Linked DNA regions of Homo sapiens: region 1 is linked to region 2. A link is a contact called in ENCODE Hi-C or POLR2A ChIA-PET data. All regions are on one chromosome and are shown on one strand. Each heading gives the region's core, a stretch centred on a gene start or an enhancer-like site at or near the end of the contact. The rest is flanking DNA. Distances are from core to core; before and after follow the strand shown.

What was found. A loop is a pair of places that touch in the nucleus more often than their neighbours do. ChIA-PET counts read pairs that join two places held with the same protein, here RNA polymerase II (POLR2A).
Region 1: a map with no recorded cell type shows a loop between it and region 2 (2.1-fold over the local background). The contact joins two enhancer-like sites. A Hi-C loop is called at or near these places in 1 of 37 single-sample maps with no recorded cell type. POLR2A ChIA-PET finds 5 or more read pairs at or near these places in 1 of 52 experiments (activated CD4-positive, alpha-beta T cell).

The regions. Positions count from the first base shown.
Region 1 is chr2:73,867,914-73,873,945 of GRCh38, forward strand. It overlaps a transcript of STAMBP not described here. Among named protein-coding and RNA genes, the nearest start is that of ACTG2, 22 kb to the right of the region's middle. Within about 2 kb of position 2,343, at least 10 of the 41 ENCODE cell types and tissues checked have a DNase peak (open chromatin) inside an H3K27ac peak, as active enhancers do.
Region 2 is chr2:73,682,418-73,688,058 of GRCh38, forward strand. It overlaps the pseudogene ALMS1P1. Among named protein-coding and RNA genes, the nearest start is that of NAT8, 43 kb to the left of the region's middle. Within about 2 kb of position 3,513, at least 2 of the 41 ENCODE cell types and tissues checked have a DNase peak (open chromatin) inside an H3K27ac peak, as active enhancers do.

The DNA.
Region 1 (6,032 bases), core at 1,093-3,592, 180 kb after region 2:
CAGGAGTTCAAGACCAGCGTGACAAACATGGAGAAACCCCATCTTTACTAAAAATACAAAATTAGCCGGCTGTGGTGGCACACGCCTGTAATCCCAGCTACTTGGGAGGCTGAGGCAGGAGAATCGTTTGAGCTCAGGAGGCGGAGGTTGTGGTGAGCCGAGATCACGCCATTGCGCTCCAGCCTGGGCAACAAGAGCAAAACTCTGTCTCAAAAAAAAAAAAAAAACCCAGAAATTAAGTAAATGACATAAGTCATTTTTATGAGCACAATCTCATAAATTGTGTACACACACACACACTTCACATCAAAATCAATAATATAGATGCAAAAATTCTAAATAGAACACTAAAAAAATCATCAATCTAGTAAAGGAATAAAGTATCCTAACTGCCAGCATGTATTATGCATCCTCATGTAGGACTTGCCCATGATTCCACTGCTAGAAAGTGATGAGTCGGATGGCAGCCCAGGTCTACCTGACTCTGAGAGCCCTGAGGCGTTTGGTGATTTTTGTCCCTAGAATGTAATGGTGACCTCATTAAAAGAAATCCACTGATATAATATATCACAGGAGTAGGTCAAAGGAAACAAGCAGAAACAAGAGTCTCTCATAAAAAAAAATTTTTTTAAGATGAAAATCAACATTTATTTTTTATTTTTTAAACTCCCCTAGTAAGGAAAGAAAGGGCCAGGCACAGTGGCATACATCTGTGATCCCAGCGCTTTGGGAGGCTGAGGTGGGCGGATCACTTAAGCCCAGGGATTCGAGACCAGCCTGGGCAACATAGTGAAACCCTGTCTCTACAAAAAACTAGCCAGGCATTGGTGCATGCCTGTGGTCCTAGCTACCCAGTAAGCTGAGGTGGGAGGATCACCTGAGCCCAGGGAGGTCAAGGCTATAGTGAGCTGTGATAGCGCCACTGCACTCCAGCCTGGACGAGGGTGAGAGAGGCCTTGACTCAAAAAAAGAAAAAAAAAGAAAGCAAGAAGCTTCGTTAACATGATAAAATAAATCTTCTAATATATAACACCCAGCGTCATACTTAATAAGCAAACACTGCTGTCAGGGACAAGATAGATCCATTCTAACTACTATTATTGAACAGTGTCCTGAAAGGATAATCTAACCAATGCAGTGAAGCAGGATAAAGAGTATACTACTGGAAAGCAGACAGGTTTGGGCTACAAGCTAAGTATCTACCTAGAAATCTGAAGATAATAAATTCTGAAAAATGGTCAGACCTATTAAGAGAAAGGCACAACGATGTTCACTAAAAGATACATTTTAAAACTTTGAAAATAGCTTTTCAGTACAGGTAATAGCCATTTGTGATTGGGGGAAAAAAAATCTAATTCAGCACATAGCAACTAAAAATATAAAATACTTTGGAACAAAGTTAACAGGAAATGTGCAAGCCTCATATGAAGAAAACCAGTAAGCTTTTCAGAGGAACATGAAGAAAATAAATGGAAAGACAGGCACACTATCGGTATTCTATGAGAGAAAGACAATGTTTTAATTTTAAAGATGCTACGTCTTCTTTAATCCAAAAATTTAAATGCAAGTCTGCTAAAAAGTATCATTTTTTAACTTGAAAGATTATTCTAAAATTAATCTGAGATATGTGAAATAACATTTAAAAATTGAAAGAAAAAAAGAATTTTGGGGGAAATTTATTACCAGATAATGCTTATTATAAACCTATGCTAAATGACGAGTTAATGGGTGCAGCACACCAACATGGCACATGTATACATATGGAACAAACCTGCACATTGTGCACATGTACCCTAAAACTTAAAGTATAATAATAATAAAACTTTAAAAAATAAAAATAAAAAATAAACCTATAAGTTAAAGTAATTTGATACTGACCGAGGACTAGATTAAGAATCAGCAAACTTTATTGTTGAAGGAAGTAAGACTTAGAAGAGTTTAAGTTGACCAAGGCCACAGAACTCCAAATGAATAGTGTCAGACTTTCAAACCCACACTCAACCACACTGTAATGCTGCCTTCCTAAAATATACATTAATACATGTATTCAGAAAAACTATGAATAAGAAGTACCTAAAAATATTAATATTAGTTATCTGTAGGTGATAGAATTATGGGATGACTGTTCATTTTTCCCCCATATCCTTTTTCGAATTTCTTCAAATGTACTACAAAGAACATGTATTGCTTTTATAATTGGACAAAAAGGACAATACCTTCTATTTTCAGAAACCGAAACTTCATTGCCCCTTCAATGTGGGAATCCAGCCAGACCCTATTCTTGGACAGCATCAGTGAAAGGGGCTTGGGAAAGCTCTTGGGCGTAGCAGCAGAGGCATGTCATATATGGAAACCTTCCATGAGGGTGACCTCACCACTGGAACCCGTTCAACATAAACCTTGCTGCAAGAACTAGCAGAGCTCTTTGGACAAAACGTGGTGAGTGGAGAGCTGAGAAAGAACTGACCTAAAGAAGAGAGAAGTGCTGGTCTTACAGCATGAAGAAGTCCTGGGTACCCATCTGGGCTTAGCAGGCCTCCTTTATGATCTATTCCTAGAGAAGGATTACTTTTCCCAACCTCAGCCTCCTTCAAAGAAGAACTCCCACCGTGGCCCAGGGTTATTTCTGTCTTTTTTTCTGGACTTGCGTTAGAATGTAGGATGTTTCTTGTGTTGGACAAATCATAATGGGTTATTGGTGGGTGACAGAAGTGAAAACATTACCTAGACTAAAGGAAGTAACACTATTCTTAGATATCCCTCCATAATTCCCTATGGTTAGCTTCCCTATCCCCAGCAGCCTCCTCTCTTCACCCCATTTTGCCTTCAAAAAAGTGAATGGCATCATATCAAAGCACAATTCCATCAAAATATTTCCATGCCACCTGCAGCACCAGGCCCTGTGCCACGTTGAACAGCTCTTAACACCCTGCTTGCCACACTTAGACACCTGTGTCTAGAACTTTTCTCACACAGCCTAGTATACACCTTTCCCATGTTGTAGGAGGGTTTAAATTTTATTTTATATTATTTTTAGTAGAGACGGGAGTCTCACTTTGTTGTCCAGGCTGGCCTTAAGCTCCTGGCCTCAAGCAATTCTCCCACCCCAGCCTTCCAAAGCGCTGGGATTACAGGTGTGAGCCACTGTGCCTTGGCCAAGAGTTTAAAATTATTTTTAATTGAACCATAGTAAATGCAGGATAAGTTTACACAAATATTTTGGTTCTCAGCCACAGTGTTGTTCTGTAAGCACAGGGCCTATGATTATGGCCTTTGAGACTTCAGCTGGCCTATGAGGAAACCACATAATGAAAATAGAACCCTGTTAGTTAAAATTCTTTTAATTGCGGCCGGGCGTGGTGGCTCATGCTTGTAATCCCAGCACTTTGGGAGGCTGAGGTGGGTGGATCACCAGAGATCAGGAGTTCAAGACCAGCCTGTCCAACATAGTGAAACCCCGTCTCTACGAAAAATACCAAAAAAAATTAGCCAGGCGTGGTGGTGGGTGCCTGCAATCCCAGCTACTCAGGAGGCTGAGACAGGAGAATCACTTGAACCCGGGAGGCAGAGGTTGCAGTGAGCCGAGATCGCATCACTACACTCCAGCCTGGGCAACAGAGTGAGACTCCGTCTCAAAAAAAAAAAAAAAAATTCTTTTAATTGCACTGACAGAAAACTCAATTAAAACTGGTGTTCAGGTACAGCTGGATCCAGTGTCCATTGTCATCAAGGCTAATTTTTTATTCATCTCTAGGCTCTTCTATGCTTAATGTTTGTTCATTTAATTGGGTTTTTCAATGAGGTAGCTTTGACAGCTAGAAGGTTATAGCCTATTGCCTTGGTAAACTCAGCAAGAAAAAAACTTTTTTTTTGAAACAGAGGCTCGCTGTGTCACCCAGGCTGGAGTGCAGTGGCGTGATCTCAGCTCACCGCAACCTCTACCTCCTGGGTTCAAGTGATTCTTCTGCCTCAGCCTCCTGAGCAGCTGGGATTACAGGCGCACACCACCATGCCTGGCTAATTTTTGTATTTTTTTTTTAGTATAGACGGGGTTTCACCATGTTGGCCAAGCTGGTCTCAAACTCCTGACCTCAAGGGATCCACCCGCCTAGACCTCCCAAAGTGCTGGGATTACAGACGTGAGCCACCTCATCTGGCCAAGAAAAAGAACTTTTTAGTTCAACAGTTTCAACACAATATTTGGAATTGAGATATTGGGTCATGGCTTTGGTCATGACTTCATCCTTGAACCAATCACTCTGACCAGGAGGATGGAATATTAGCCAGGCCTGGATCATGTACCCATAACCCATCTACGCCACATGCACTGAGAGTGGGGCAGCATTCATTTCCAAAGAAGAATGGTGGTGGCAGAAGGGGAAGTAGATGCTGGGCAGGCAAAGGCAACAGATGTCCACCATGCATGCCTAGAAGAAAAAAGTGCTGTTAGCTTTAGATAATAGCAGCTGGACGATGGGGTAGTGACCTTCTCACTCCCAAAAAGGTGGGTCGCACATCCAGGCTGTGGGTCATTCATTTAATTTGCATATATTGAGTACCTGCTGTGTGCAGAGCACTGTTCAAAGTACACAAGAAGTAGATGTTACGCTCTCTGTCCTCAAGGAGCAGATAAGTAAGATAAAGGAGCCCTACTCTCACAGTGCAAGAGCAATTCATGATCAATGAGTGTACGCAGAATCATGAGCACCAACTTTATCCCGAAGTGTTGAGGGAACCCAAGTGAGGGAGAAATGAATGTTCTCATTTTAATTTCTGTATCTTCCACTTTTATTCAACAAATATTTACTGTATGCCTACTAAATTCAAGTCCCACAGGACTCTAGAAACCTCGTAGAAAGGATTTCAGACAGATTCCTAGGATGTGTAAAATATGAGAAAGAGAAAATAAATTGAAAGTGGGGGAAGGATCTAGAAATCAAGTATGCAACAAAGTGAATTCAGGAATAAAGTAAAACACGTAAACCGTGATTACTTACATTCCTACCGTGGATGGGCCGTAGGATGTATGATGTAATAAATAATTTGCATAACAAACCCAACATCAGGTAGAGGGGTTCTGTTTTCCCATAGAAATGATGGAATCTCACTAAAGCACAAGATATGGTAAATGTAATTCTACTGGAACTGTGGTGAGTGTGGGGAAGGCAACATAGTCCAGCTGAGACACCGGGTTGTCTGCTAACTGGACCTAGCCTAGGGATGGATTTCATCACATCTGGGAGCTCAGGTGGACTGCATGCATTTTAAACAACTCTGGGTTGTTTTCTGCACTGACATTTTAATAAATATTTAGTGACAGTGAGCTCAGAATCGTATCTTTGGCAAGTGCCTGGGGTGCAGCTGCCATTCTTTATTGATGGCTGAGTAAGATATGAGGCGCTTAACTTTTAACTCATTTTTGTTTTGTTTTAACACAGCTCACCAAGATGGAGGAACAGAGCCCATGGCCCACTTACTACATGGATTCCCACTTTACAGTGGAGAAGGAGCTTGCAGTAACCACAAAAGTTTCTGTATAAGCAAATTTAGGGAATTGAACTTCAGACAGTGTGGTTGTCTCCTTACTTATGAACTTGGGAATACTTACTTAGGTAACAACTAACATCAGAGGTTTTTGATCTGTAGCCTTTCTTTCTGTCCATAATTAGCTAATAGCTTCTGCTGTACAAACACAAACCATTCCCTGTCCAAGAAAATTAAACTATATCATCAGAATAAGAAAGAATATTCCTTTTTCTTTTGTGTGAGTGTGGTTTTTGTTTTTCTGGGTTTTTTTAGCGGGGAGGGTTGTTTGTTTTTGAGGGAGGACTTGCTCTGTCACCCAGGCCGGAGTGCAGTGGCCCTATTATAGCTCACTGTAGCCTCAACCTCTTGGGCTCAAGTGATCCTCCCACCTCAGCCTCCCAAGTAGCTGGGACTAGAGATGTGCACCACCATGCCTGGCTAATCTTTTAAGTTTTTTGTAGAGACAGGGTCTTGCTATGTTACCCAAGCTGGTCTCAAACTCCTGG
Region 2 (5,641 bases), core at 2,263-4,762:
TCATAGAAATATGGTGATATGGTTTGGCTGTGTCCCCACCCAAATCTCATCTTGAATTGTAGCTTCCATAATTTCCACATGTTGTGGGAGGGACCCAGTGGGAGGTAATTGAATCATGGGGGCAGATTTTTCCCATGTTCTTGTGTTAGTGAATAAGTCTCATGAGAGCTGATGGTTTTATAAAGAGCAGTGCCCCTGCACACCCTCTCTTGCCTACCACCACATAAGATGTGCCTTTGCTCCTCCTTCACGTTCTGCTGTGATTGGTCCGCATCCAAATGTCATCTTGAATTGTAGCTCCCATAATCCTCATGTGTTGTGGGAGGGACCTGGTGGGAGGTAATTGAATCATGGGGGCAGATTTTTCCCATTTTCTTGTGATAGTGAATAAGTCTCATGAGAGCTGAGGGTTTTATAAAAGGCAGTTCCCTTGCACAAGCTTTCTTGCCTACCATCATGTAAGATATGCCTTTTTCATTATAAGTTACCCAGTCTTGGATATTTCTTCACAGTGGTATGAAAATGGACTAATACACATGGGCTAAACTCATGAGCAGGCAACTTTATAGAAAAACACAAATAGCCCATAAACATAAAATGTAGATTGAGTTCATTATTAATTAGGGTAATGCATGTTATGGATAGAATAAAATACCTTTTTACATTCACTGGATTGGCACAAAGTTTTGTCTTTGTGCCACTCTAAATGTTGACAGGGATGTTGATCAACTGGAATTCACACACTGCTTGAGGAAGCTTGCATTCACTCTATAATTCAGCATTCTGAAAAGTGCTCACCAATAATCAGCCCAGGAAGGTTCACAAGGACATCTTCACCAAATATGTCCTTTCACCCTAGCAAAGAACTAGAAACAACTCAAGTGTCTTTTGACAAGAGAATGAGTAAATGGCAAGTGGTATGTCACGCAAAAGAATTCTAGACAGAAGAGAAAATTAAGGAACATCAAACTTAGTGAATCTTTGAGACGATGTTGAGTAGGAAAAAAAATTCAGAAGAATATATTGTATGATACTTTTATCATAAGGTTTAAAAGCAAGCCAAGGTAAACATGTGCAGGGACACCTAGGGACCCATGTCATTTTAGGATCAAACAGATAGATGGACAGATGATAGATAGACAGACAGATGGATTTTTTTAACTCAAAATAGTGGTTACATCCTTAGGGAGCTGGGATTGGAGAAGAGACACTTAGCTTTGAAAGTATTGTCAAATATAGTGACCTTTCTAGTTCATTTGGGTGCTGGGTTCAGGGGTATTCATTTTATTATGCACCATAATTTATGTGAGACATTTTATTATATCAAATATTTTCTAATCTTACAGTAAGCAGTTTGGTAAACAGATTCATAACTGCATATAATGTGTAGGTCTTGTGAACAATGCTGCTGTGAATATCAGGACCCAACTGCACTTGTCTCTCACTGCCTTTTGTAAGCCTGCTCAATTGGGGAGTTCTTCCCCTTATACTGGAGATGAGAACTCAGGTAATGCCTCGACTGTTCGGATCACTGTCAGGGGATTACATGTTCTACCGTGCTGACTTTTCACTGAAAGCCCAGTCTCCACTCAATAAGTAAAAGTGTAATAATCGAAACTCCCAATTTGAGTTCCACTTAAAATCTTCTCTCTTCCCCTGCCAGACCTCTCTGCACCATCTAGGGGAGCATAGTCCCCTCTGTCCCTGCCTGACAGGGCTCTCCTCCTCAGCAGCACAGGGAGGTGTCTGACCCATCTGTGTGTGTGTGTCTATGTGGTGGGGATGGGGACCATAGCTTGGCATCCTGCCCTCTCACCCTGGCAGTTCATTGTCTCAAGCTGACTTTCTTGGGTGTTTTCATGGCTTCTTCTGAGGCCTCCCTCTGGAATATTGGATCGTAACTCCAGCAATGCAAGCAATAGGTTTTCCTCCAGCTTCTGGTCCTCCTCCTCCTCCTCCTCCTCCCCAAACCTGGTTTCTAGCAGTCACTCCACTGAGACTCAGAGTCTTCTTGGCCCAGTGCCAGCCTCTTGCATGTCCCAAACCTTGTCCTCAGGAAACACTTATGCATCCTATGCTGGGGTGAACTCTTAAGAGTGCAGGATCACCTCATGGCCACAGCCTAGCTAGGCCCTGAAACCCACACTCTGGGTTTGTCAGACGTGAGTCAGCCCCAGGCCACTGAACCTCTCCCACTGCAGGGAATCCCTGTCAAGTGGTGAAAGCCAGCATCTAGACCTGGAGTCACAGGCACCTGTAGCATAACTCCTCCTGAAATGGAGGTTTTTCTTTAGAGATTGGTCCATATCCCTTATCCCTGGACTTCTGAGAAGGGTGGACAACCTGTGGACTGGACTTGAGTCTGGAATTTAGAGAAGTGTCCATAGTAGGGCTGCCAGATGAGGCAAACACAAATACAGGATGCCCAATTAAATTTGAATTTCAGATAAATGATTTTTAATGTTTGATTCTGTCCCATGCTAAAAATTGCCCACTGTTTATGATAAGTTTAAATTTATTGGTCCATTCTGTACTTTATCAAGGACACACGCAGGAGGAACAGTAGCACAAAGGCTTCCCGGTGCCTTGTGGGTGAAAGAAAGGCTTCCAGGGAAAGGAGAGAAACACCCAGGGATCCCGGTGACGTCGGGAAGCAGCACCCAGACCATGTAAGGACACCGCCTGCAGGGGGAGACTCAAGGCCTGGGAAGGTTTTCTAATCTGTGCCTTGAGTCGGGTGGGGGGATTTTCTGGGAAAGGAAAACCAGACACAGTAGGACAAATATTGTATAGTTTCACTTATATGAAATTGTCAGAATAGGCAAGTTCGTAGAGACAGAATGTAGAACAGGGCTTTCCGGGGGCTGGAGGAGAAGACAAGGAGTTCTTGCCTAGTGGGTACAGAGTTTCTGTTTGAAATGATGAAAAACTTCTGGAAATAGATTGTGGTGACAGTTACACACCATTGTGAACATAATTAGTACCACTGAACTGTACACGTTAAAATGGTTAGTTGTATGTTTTATGTATTTTGCCATAATAAAAACTAGGGGGAAAAAAAGGAAGGGGAGATTGTCTCAGGCTGGCTGACTTTCCCTGCATGTACGCACATCTTCACATGTGCACACATGTAAAACAAAAATGAAGCAAAAAAAGAAATTCTAATTTAACCAGTAAGCAATATGTAAAAGGAAATCTGAATGTCATTACAATTTTACCAGGTTCAGAATAAAATACCATCCTTCAAAATGAACAAATTACTTATTAGCCGAAGAAAGGTGAAAGGAAGTTTGGAATTAACAGTCTAGATTTTCTCACTGATTGGTCCAAGTCACTGACCTCTAAAATTATCTTAGATCATGCCCTCCCTCCTTCCTACTTTCTGGAAAACAATCAGTCTCCTACCCTATGCTTGCCCAAAGAGTTTCCCATACAAATCACAAATCTGCACTTGCCATTCCCTGGAAGCCCTTACATTCCCAAGGCCTGGCCTCATCCACTGCCACTGCCCATGGCCCCAGTCCAGGCAAAGCAATCACTCCCTCTCCCTCTCTGTCATTCCTTTCTTTTCCTTTCACTCTCTTTCTACCCTCCTCTTCCCCACTCTCTGTTTCCTCTCTCTCTCTCTATCTCTCTCTCCCCACCATCTCCTCTCTCTGTCTCCCCCCGCCTTCTCTCTCTGTCTCTGTCTCTCTGTTTCTCTGTGTCTCTCTCTCTGTCTCTCTCTTTGTCTCTCTCTCTGTCTCTCTCTCACACACACACACACACACACACACGCACACACACACACAGCCAGCAACATTCTACCTCTGCCAGAGTTCCAGGTTGAATAGGTGTGGACTTTGACTTTCAGATTCCTCTGGCAAGTGTCAACATCAGTCCTGTTGCTCCCTGGCAGAGGAGGACTTGGAGTCACCTTGGCCAAGAAGCTGTCTGGAGGTCACAGTGGCACCGCCCATCGGCCCCTTGGCTGAGGCTAGATGAGGGCAGATTCAGCACAGCAGCAACTCTCCCCATAAAAAAAATCCCTCAGTGTCTTAGTTCTCTGACCCTTGTACTCCTTGTGAGTTTTAGAGCCACATGAACTCTTCTTTTTTCCCAATGCTTGGAGACAAAATTTACATAACCTACAGTTAGCCATTTTCAAGTGTACAGTTCCCTGCCATTTGGTACATTCACAGTGTTTTGCAAGCAACACCCATATCAAGCCCCAAAACATTTTCATTACCCAGGAAGGAAACCTGTCGTCATGGAACCGTCACTCCTCACATCCCCTTCCCCTCAAACCCTGGCAACCCCAAACCGTTCTTGACAGCCTCCTTTGGCATTTCTTCATTTTGGTGTCAGATCTCACAGCAGAATTTCTTACCTATTATATCCAGTGCCTCAGTGCGAAGTTCCAGTTTAACTTCCTGTTACCTCGAGCCCACTATCTTGCCCCAATAATACCCTCCCCCAATTCACAAACACAGACGCATTCCCTCCTACAGCTTTGGGCCTCCTATCTGAGTCCTTCAGGAAAGAAGAGCTTGTAACTCCCTTAGCAGTGAGTGTAGACTTGGTCCAAGGAAGATGAGCACCAGTCAGGGCAGCTGGCCCCTCCTCTCTCCCTGGTCTTCAGCAAATCAGCACTGCCCATCGATGCCCAGGCAATGGGAGCGTCGACCAGCAGAGGACACACCTGAATTTCTCTGCCTCATGGGAGGGCGGCCACTGTGTTGCATTTAGGAAGAAGCTGTGCAAGATTCATACTGTTTTGCTAATGTTAATCTTGTGGGCATAATAAACGTCGTACCCACACTTAACTTTCGAGATCAGACAAGATTGGGTGTGTTCAGGGTGGTATGGCCGTAGACCCCACACTTATTTTTAACACACTTCTAGGCAAGGCTGCTGCACTGGTCTGGGGATCACACTTTGAGTAGCAAAGGACTAAATTGCAATAACTGCCGGGGGGGGAGAAAAAAAAACAGGATGAACTGCTTCCTCCTGGCTCAGCAGCTAGGGAGTCACTGAACTAACAAGGGGATGGGGTGGGGATAAGAATGTTCCAGGCAAAAGGAACAACATGCCCAAAGGCCTCAAGCAGAAAGAGAGCTTCAGGTATTGAAGAAGTAGAAGTAGCTCTGTGTGGCTGGGGAGTGGGCATAAGATGGAGCAGAAGAATGCCAAGTCCTATTCCTGGGTCTGAATTTCCAGGAGCAGAAGCCCTGTCCCCTCTAGAAGGTGGATATAGTCTGGATATTTGTCTTCTTCAAATCTCATGTTGAAATGTGACCCCCAGTGTTGGAGGTTGGACCTAGTAGGAGGTGTTTAGGTCATAAGAAGTGGATCCCTCCCGAATGGTTTGGTGCCCTCCTCATGACTGAGTTGTTACTCTATTAGTTCGTGTGAGAGCTGGTTGTTTAAAAAAGCCTGGCATCTCTCTGGTTCCCTCTCTTGCCATGTGACACAACTGCTCCCCCTTCACCCTTCCCCATGAGTAAAAGCTTCCTGAGGCCCTCACCAGAGGCATATGCCAGCCCTGTGATTCTTGTACAGCCTGAAAAACTGTGAGTCAAATAAACATCTTTTCATTATAAATTACCTAGTCTCAGATATTTCTTTATAGCAACGCAAAATAGACTATCACAGAAAGTCG